Linked DNA regions of Mus musculus: region 2 is linked to region 1. A link is a contact called in ENCODE POLR2A ChIA-PET data. All regions are on one chromosome and are shown on one strand. Each heading gives the region's core, a stretch centred on a gene start or an enhancer-like site at or near the end of the contact. The rest is flanking DNA. Distances are from core to core; before and after follow the strand shown.

The links. ChIA-PET counts read pairs that join two places held with the same protein, here RNA polymerase II (POLR2A).
Region 2: POLR2A ChIA-PET joins it to region 1 with 23 read pairs in Patski. The contact joins the promoter of Hs2st1 here to the enhancer-like site in region 1. POLR2A ChIA-PET finds 5 or more read pairs at or near these places in 3 of 5 experiments (Patski and embryonic stem cell).

Annotation. Positions count from the first base shown.
Region 1 is chr3:144,504,905-144,509,447 of GRCm38, reverse strand. All of the region lies in intron 1 of Hs2st1 (heparan sulfate 2-O-sulfotransferase 1), which reads left to right. Gm43707 reads left to right here. Exons shown (of 1, transcript XM_017319867.2): 1 at 1-4,543. Among named protein-coding and RNA genes, the nearest start is that of Gm43707, 5.0 kb to the left of the region's middle. Within about 2 kb of position 3,032, at least 1 of the 3 ENCODE cell types and tissues checked has a DNase peak (open chromatin) inside an H3K27ac peak, as active enhancers do.
Region 2 is chr3:144,568,724-144,572,925 of GRCm38, reverse strand. Hs2st1 (heparan sulfate 2-O-sulfotransferase 1) reads left to right here and starts at 2,710. Exons shown (of 7, transcript NM_011828.4): 1 at 2,710-3,192. The coding sequence starts at 3,069. It overlaps Selenof (selenoprotein F), which reads right to left and starts at 2,499. Exons shown (of 5, transcript NM_053102.2): 1 at 2,127-2,499. The coding sequence starts at 2,201.

The DNA of each region.
Region 1 (4,543 bases), core at 1,783-4,282:
TCGACAGTATTTCCTCTGAAGAAATACAGTAGTGCTTTTTAGGGAACTCTTACTCATTTGTCTGCCAGGACATACATTATCATGTTTTTATTATCTTTAGTTTTAGGTAATTTTAATTTTGATTAGAATCTACCCTCTTGGATACAGATACAACATACAGATACTAGATAGTTTTATCACTAAAATAAATGCTTACTTTATATCACCCATTTAGATTCTATGTAGATAATGCCACTGGGTCTTTAAAAGAATTTTAATTTTTTTAGAGATATTTTACTTGTATGGGAGTTTTGCCTACTTGTCCGTATATACATGTGTGTACCTGGTACCAACAGAGTTCAGAAGAGGGCGTTGGATTCTGTGGAACTGGAATAAAGGATGTTTATGAGCCACCATGTAGGTGCTGAGAAAAATGAGGTACTCTGGGAGAGCAACAAGGACTTTTAACTGGTTAGCCATCTCTCCAGTCTAATGTCACTGTATCTAACAGTACTAAAAAAAAATACTATATTGACACTTAACACTGAATAAATGTGGTGTTCTAAAAAAGATGTTTTTAAAGTCCCTTCCATTTCTGTGAGAGAATTTGTATCTGTGAAGCATCATTACACATTTACATAAATTCACATTTGCCAAATTATACCAAGAGGGAAAACTTAATTGAATCATTTTACAATCATATAATCTATTCAATATGATTGCATTTGCTCATGATGCAGTTTGGTAAACGGATGATTGTTGAAATGAATGATAATGTTTCACAGATAATGTTTTTTTTCCCCTCTATTTGGGGTTTTAATGTTCTTCCGTTAGCATGTGTATGTGGTGCATGGCTCTCGGCTAGTGAACTGCAGTGGAGCACTGTATATATGCAGTGTGTTCTGGGATATGCAAGAGCTACATCCTCGGGATGGTACTTGGAGTACCCATAGGAAGGGGCTCCCAGGTCAGTCAGACACCATGGAGGGGAGGGCTCTGTAGCAGGGACAGAAGGCATCAGTCCTGTAGTTGACCACTGACCAGTTTTGTAGCCATTTATTGAGGGAAGAAAGGCCACCCCCAGGTGTCACTAGCCAGAGTTAAACACTGCTCTCTGGGGACTACCCAGAGTCCAGCTTTGCCACGGTGGGTGGAAGAGGAGCTAAGGGTGAGGTTTGACTCTGAGTGGTCACTGCTCTACTGCAGTGAATAGACTGCATAACCAAGGCAACTCTTATAAAAGAGAACTCGTAAATGGGGGCTCGGTTACAGCTTCAGAGGTTGGAAGAAGCCAGTCAGGGTGCTGGAGCAGTAGCTGAGAGCTTAATTGACATCCTAATCTACAGACGGCAGGCAGGCAGGCAGACACACATACACACACACACACACACACTCTGCAGATATACAGTCGTCCTCCTCAGCTCACTAGCTGAGAGCCGTGCACCACAAGCCTCCTAATCCTTCCTGAACAGTTCTCCAGCTGGGCTCTAGGCTCCTTTTCATTCAAAACCACCACAGACATTAAGAACCAAAGCCAGCACATTGAGCAGGGCAGGACACACCTTTGTTGTCTTTTCTGGCCCCCTTGTAATTGACCAAACAGTGCAAAACAGTTTCTATTTAGTTTTTATCTATTTGTTTACTGTAGTGCTAAAGATAACCCAGGGATAGCTGGACTTTTGGCTGCTTTGTCTGTTCGTATTTTTACCACTTTATCCCTTCCAGTCCCACAAAACTAGGGAGGAGAGAAAAAAGGCTGGAGGGGAAAGTGGGCGTCAATATTGTTAAGATGACTTCCTGCTGAGTAGGGGTGTCAGTTCCTTCGGGCAGTTTTGGTCTTCATCAGGCTCTCTCTAGCCAGCTACCAGTGACAGCAGGTGCAGCAGGGCTGCCCCATCTTGGGTGCCAGCATTTCTTTCTCTACCCTTTCAAGAGTCCCTAGAATCCCATGGGTCATACATTTGCAGAAACTGTCTGCGAGTGGCAAAATCATGTCCCTGCCAGAACACAAGGCAAATCATAGTCAGCTGCTGTGGACAATCTGAAGCAGCCCATGTCCCACACCTGGGACCAAAACAAACTACATTCTTGTAACGATTCTGTTTTTTACACTCTGTCACCGAGTTAACAGCCCAGCCTGGAGCAGTTTGAATAATGCTGCATATTTAACAGAGAATACATTCTTAAGTCTCTGGTAGATCTCCTCTTAAGGTTCATTCGTAATAGCCAGCAGGTTTCTTGTTTGGGGCATAGGGTAGTAAGACTATGGCTGTGTGGCACCAGCTTTTACAGTGGCTTCCTGTAACCTAACGCCAGAATTGGGTCTCGGTGGGAGCTGGGCATTTATTTGGTCAGCCTGGGAGTCTCCCAGCTCCTTGATGTACACCTGCCAGGGAAAGAAGCTGCTTTACTGAAAATAAAAGGAAAAGCTGGTTTTCTTCACGTTACCCACTAGTGGGGTGTGGGTACTACAAAGAAGGTAAACAAACACTGAGCAAGAAGAGTAACTTTGAGAACCCAGAGATGCCATTTGGCAGCAGACTGCAGACTATACCTTCTCAGCATTGATCTCAAACCGATATTACTTAGTTCTCAAAGATGCTGACTGGAAGCCAGCTACCCCCAAAGGTCCCAGGTAAACATGGCACAGTGTCCACCTAGAATCTGAGGCACAGCCTCTGCGCTTACTGACAGAGATCCAGGGTGGCTGTGACAGCTGTTGTTAAACTCCAAGGTCTTTAAGTAGGGACACCAGGGCAGTCTGCATCACTGTTCGTGAACCCTAGGCCCTTGGACTGAAAGAGAATTGTCACAGTGTCTTTTTCTTTCCTCTCTCCAACCTAACATAGTGGCTGGTATGTCACTTGGTGGATTCTAAGCATCAGTGAATGAATGGCACTGCCCCATTGGTTTGAGATTTCACTGCAGCTTATTTTTAACACTCAGGAGCCCAGCAAAGGAAAGCACCAGCAACAGCTGGCCAGTCCAGACAGGGAACTTGTTTATCCCTAACTGAGCTAATGCTGAGTCATGTTTGCCTAAAGATCCCTCATGTCAGGTGCCCAGCTGGGATTCCCAGCCTTCTGGGGAGAGAGAGGCTCAGAGGGAGAGAGAGGAATTCGAGGTGGACAATAAATTCCTTCACTTAGATAATGAACACAAGGCTGCACAAAGCTGCGCAGCTCTCAAGGGGAGCGTGCCCCTCACCCTGGCCACTCCCTGTCTTGCTGTTGAATCCAACTCTAGAGGAAGCTTGGTGTCAGACTCGGCTGCATATCTGAGAGATGGTGATGTGTGTGTTGTGCTATGCGGTGATGGGCAGCCTGCTTTTGACTCTGTTTTTCCTGAAGTCAGGGCTCAGTTGGAGGTAGTGAGAGACCCCCAAGAAAAGCAGTCACTCCCATGAGTCCTTTGACGCCAGGCTAACTCTCCTAATGTCAGTCAGGTCTCTTGACACTCAATTCCCTCTCTGGGATATACAGGCCACAGTAGAGGACAGACTGGGAAGTAACAACCCTATTGCTAGGCTTGTACTCTCATGGAGAATTTCTCATAGCTTCAACAAATAAACAGTTCAAGGGAACATCCATTTACCATACTGGAGTCTGGACCTAGGAGGCCCCTTAGGAACCAAAGGAGGAAGCAGTAGGATGGAGAACCAGATGGTTTGGTCTGAGTCTGTGGATGGCCCAGGGGGTGTGCATTGGTCCTCAGGGGCATGTGAGAGGGTACAGTGGTGAGGTGGAGGCATCCTGCCCCCTCGCTCCCCAGCACTAGGGAGGCTGAAGTTATGAAGTGGTTCAACTTAGGGGCCTCATCTCCAGCCGCCCTATGGCTTTCCTGGATGAAGCGCAGAAAGACTAACATTTTAATTTTTCTATTATGTAGACAGCGTGAAGACTCAAGGACAGGAATTAGATTTAGCCCCTTGGGATTGAGCTGCTAGAAACTACAGGTTTAAGGAGAGAAAATTAGATGAAAGGTTTTGGGGAGACAAGTACTTATGGCAATATCAGATTTATAATCTTACAGGTTTTGTGTATTTTTAAACATCTATTGGAATAATTAAATAAGTCAATCACCATGCTGGATACATCCTAGAGGAAGATGACAGGCACAAATACAGACATGCCTCCTGCTTCATCGGGGCTTACAGCGTATCCAGGATAGTAACCGAGGACCCAGGTCAGGCTCCCACAGTGGCGATGCAGTGGGGGAGCAGAGGTGGTGCAGCCTGGCTGGGAGCTCTTTCAGATTCTGTGCACAGGGAGGGTCTGCAAAGGTGAGCACCAAGGCCATGAGGAGACACCATGGTGGATCCTTGAAATGTGAAGAGGAATTACGTCAGCTTTTCCCCCTAGAAATGAGTGAAACGTACAGAAGAAAATAATACTTTAGTGTTTTAAAAGCAAACACTGAAAGATAGCCAGTGCTTACACAGAGCCCTGAAAGAGCCTGAGAGGAGGAGCTGCCCGTGCTTCTCGAGATTGTTCTGCGTGTGCTGCCTGTACATCATTTCCACCGGTCTTCCTCCCATCACCTCCACCCGTGCCTCCCTCCCCTT
Region 2 (4,202 bases), core at 1,461-3,960, 64 kb before region 1:
CAGGTACTGACCACCACTGATGCTGATTTCCTGGAGGAGATAAATTCTTAGCTGAAAACTGAAGGCTGAGGGGTGGCAAGATGTCTCAGGGGGTAAAGATGCTTGTCGCCAAGCCAAGGACCTGAGTTTGATCCTTAGAACCCACATGATGGAAGGAGGTTCAGATGGTAACTAGACGACAATCATTTTTATGGGTGTAGGAGAGACAGCTTCTGAGAGAACGAAGTAAGTGAAATTCACTAGAGCAAGTGTCTCCTGCACAACCCAGCCTGTTTGTTCTCTCAGTAGAACAAGCAAACACCGGGAAATAAGCCTGGTAGACAACTTTAAAGACAAACTCTACCTTAAAAGCAAGTGGGAGTGTTTAAGCACAACAGCTTTAGATTTCAGAGATGTTGCTCTAGATGGTAAGGGCAGAATGAGAAAGAATTAGATGTGGAAGCCAGTTAATGGATCATAGGCAAGCCAATATACTGGCCTGAATAACCAAACTCAACCCAAATGTGCATAGAACACATGTCTAGCTTGGGCAATAAGGAAGTTGATAAAGGCAATTTTTACGTAAGAGTCTCAATGCAGAAAGAGGCAATTCGAAGAAAAGCCAGTGGGCTGTTATTTTCAAGAAGAAAGGTCTCATAGTATTGAACTGGTTTTCAGGTATATTTTGGAAGTAAGAATAAGAAAGGCTAGGTAATTGCCAGTATATGCAGTACATAGGAAGGAGTCAACAAGACATCTGAGTTTGAAGTTAAGATTGGGTGGACAACCACCATGGCATACAGGTAGCCATAAGTTCTTCCTACTCTAGTCCTAGCATGTACTGACATTTCTTTGCAATGCAATTCTGTCACTCTTCCCATTCGGCTGTGGAGTTGGGAAGAGTTGTTCACCTGTGGCGTGGTCTGGGGACTTACTCTGACAAGTCTAATGTGATGGAGTTTGGATCTATTTACACAGTGGGAGGATCTGGCTTTCTGTTTTTAGCCTTGTCTCCCAGGAGGGAATCTGTGATCTCCATGGCAAGGTCTTAAGAGGCTTCTGCTCTTTTGGAGTATTGTCCTGAGACGGCTGTGAAAAAGAAGTCAGTCATTTACTGGGAGATGAGTTAGCAGCAGAACTGAGCGGTCCCTGTTAATGGCACTGACTAGAACTACAGTAGCTTTGGGTTTTTAGTTAAATTCACCAACTAGCTCAAACAGTGCATCCATGAGGGAACTGCTTCACTAACATAAAGGATGGTTAAATTGTTTAAAAACATTGATTGGCAAGGGGGTGGGGGCAGGTATTTACAAAGCCATAGCCTACTGAGATTTTGAAGATAGTTTGAAAACATTACTCCTTTGTTACTTTTGGTAGTGGTAACACATTCAAACGACTACAATGGGAGGGAAAAGCCAACAATTTACTTATGTTTCCAGTATAAAAGTTTAAAGGGATGTTCCCTAAGTGTTTTCTGAAGTACCAGATGTTTCAAAACAACATTGTATTGCAATGTAAGACGCTAAGAATCCACTCTTTGGACAAAGTAAGAAAAGCAGAGACAACGTTTGTGAACTATAAGACCTATGAAGAACAGAGTATTTAGAGACCTACGGTATAATTTTAACTTTCCAAAATCTTGGACAAATCACTTAAGTATCCTAAGTACAAAGACATGTAAATATGGGTGGAAAACTCCCATAGAGGAATTTACCAAAAATACAGTTGCTTCATGAGTAGCTAAGTAAGTCAAAACCAGGTTAACTCCTTTCAGAGATTTAGAACCCGTGTCGTCTGGTTAACGAGGAAAACCGCTTGTCTGGACCAAAACCCTTTAAGGTTTGGGAGTTTGTAAGCAGCGGTAGTTTCATTCACTTGTGTCTCACTCAAAGAAACGTCCCTCCTTTCTAAGCATTACTGACTATGTACCCTCTGTGCTCTGAAAAACCGATCCTAGCTGCCTGAAGCGAGGAAACCATCGTCTCTAGAGCTCCGGCTGGAATTCTGCCACGTTTCATTCCGGATGGAAGCGGCCGCTAAGGCAGCCCGTTCCACGGGCGGCTCCCAAGCGTGGCCCCGGGTTTGCCCTTCCACATCCGCGCTCTCCGACCAGCCTTGAGGCAGCCCCAGAGGCGGTCCACACTCACCGCTTGAAACGCAGTCGCCAGCAGCAAGCGCAGCCCCAGAGCGGGCCGCAGCCACCCACCCTGCCCTGCCGCCATCCCTGCGGTCTGCCGTCAATCTTCAGGGGTCTGAGGACCCCTGTGCCGGGGACGTCCACTGCACTGCCTGACGCGAAACCCGCCGCGAAAGGCCACTGCTACAAGCCTATTATCCCACAAAGACGAGTGTTAGTTAGGCGACCATGGGAGCCTGTAAGTGATCGATTGTTAAACAGTCCTCAGGTTCTTTTAGAGATTCAAATTAGGCATTTTCCTAAACTCCCCACACCGGGGCTTCTTATTCACGACATTCAATCGGCTATCCACGAAGCCCCAGCTCGGCCATCAGTAGCCCCGCCTCCTCCAAGTTTACCCAATCGGACAACGCCTTGCTTGAGTCCCGTGACAAGGAACCCAACCGTAAATCGAACCGAAAGGGCGAGAAGCGGCCTCTCTTCGGACCAATGAACACCACTGTACCGGAGGATGGGGGTGGAGCCTCTGGTTGCCGGGCAGCGTGCGTCAAGGCGTGCGCGTGGTGGCCGAGGGGGAGGGGAGGGGGCGGGCCGAGGGCGGCGCAGCCGCAGCCGCATCGCCACCGGAGGAGCGCGCGGCCGCGAGCGACCGAGGGAGGGAAGGGAGGAAGCGAGGGAAGAGGGCGTGCGGCCGTGGGGTCCCGAAGCCAGGGGGCAGCGGCAGCGGCAGCGGCAGGAGGGCGCCAGGGCCGTCGAGTGGGCCGGGGAGAAGCGTGCACCAGGCGGCCGGCGCTGGCTCCCGCGGGCGGGAGACCGGAGAGGAGGAGGGGGTCGCTGCGGCGCGGCAGTCCGCGCAGCTCCCGGGTCGGGGTCTCCTCCCGGCGCTTCGGTCGCCCTCGGGGCCCCGCTCCCCGCCCCCCGCGGTATGTCTTGATCGCGAGCGGCGGGTTTCATGGGGCTCCTCAGGATTATGATGCCGCCCAAGTTGCAGCTGCTGGCGGTGGTGGCCTTCGCGGTGGCGATGCTCTTCTTGGAGAACCAGATCCAGAAGCTGGAGGAGTCCCGGGCGAAGCTAGGTGAGGCAGCCGAGCGGTGCGCCGGGGCCGGGCTGGCGGGTGGGCATTGCCGGCTATAGCAAGTGGGCTTCCTCAGGGGGCCTCGGAGAACCTCGAGAGCTGGGACCCGGGCACGTCGAGCTCCCGCCACCGGGGAGGGAAGCTGGGCTGATGAGCTGCACGCGCGAGGTCTCTGGCCAGAGGGCTGCCCCGTCGGCCCTTCACTGAGAGAGGGGACCCAGGTCTGCCTGGAGCTGGTGCTGCTGGAGGACACAAACGCTCCCTCTCTCTTCTCTTCCAAATCGTTCTGCAAAGCCCCAGTCATGTGCAGAGATGGGGACTGGAATTTGAATTAGGGGCACCTGGGCACAGGATCCTTTGGGGATGGTGGTCGTGGGGAGATTCGTCGCGGGGAGATGGGTAGAAATGGAAGGAGACTCCGGGAATGATGGGGAGTGAAAGCGGCTCACCGTAGTGAGTGGCAGGCATGCCTGAGCCTAGGGCAGTAAGGGACCTTAGAACTGACAGCTTTGGTAGGCTGGCGGTGTGGGACAGCGGAGCCGATGATGGCACGAAAAGGAGACATCTGGGGGACTGAAGTTCTTTATGAGTGACGCTAAACTGGTTGATTTGGGCTTCAGAGTGGGGTCGTAAGTTTAGGCTGATTGCATGTACAAGAGGGGAACGTTGAGGGTTTGGAATTGCAGGGTTTACCTTGTGAAAGGAAAAGAGTGGGGAGAGTGAACCATATGGGTCTCTTAAAGCGTCTCTCTCAGTGCCCGAATGGAAAAGGGTGCTTGAAACACAAAATTGGAGTGCGAACTTGTGCAACAGCAGTCGAAAGCGCGGATAGTCGGGTGCTTCCGGATAGTGGAGAACTTTGGTATTTGGAAGTGCTCTGGAGACAGGGACTTAATCATTGACGCGTTTTGATTTAAAAATGTATGTGACACTTGAAAATCAGCTCAGAGAATGTAATTTGAATATGGGAAACAGCTTTTGCATACACTTTGACCTTGCCTGTTTCTTAA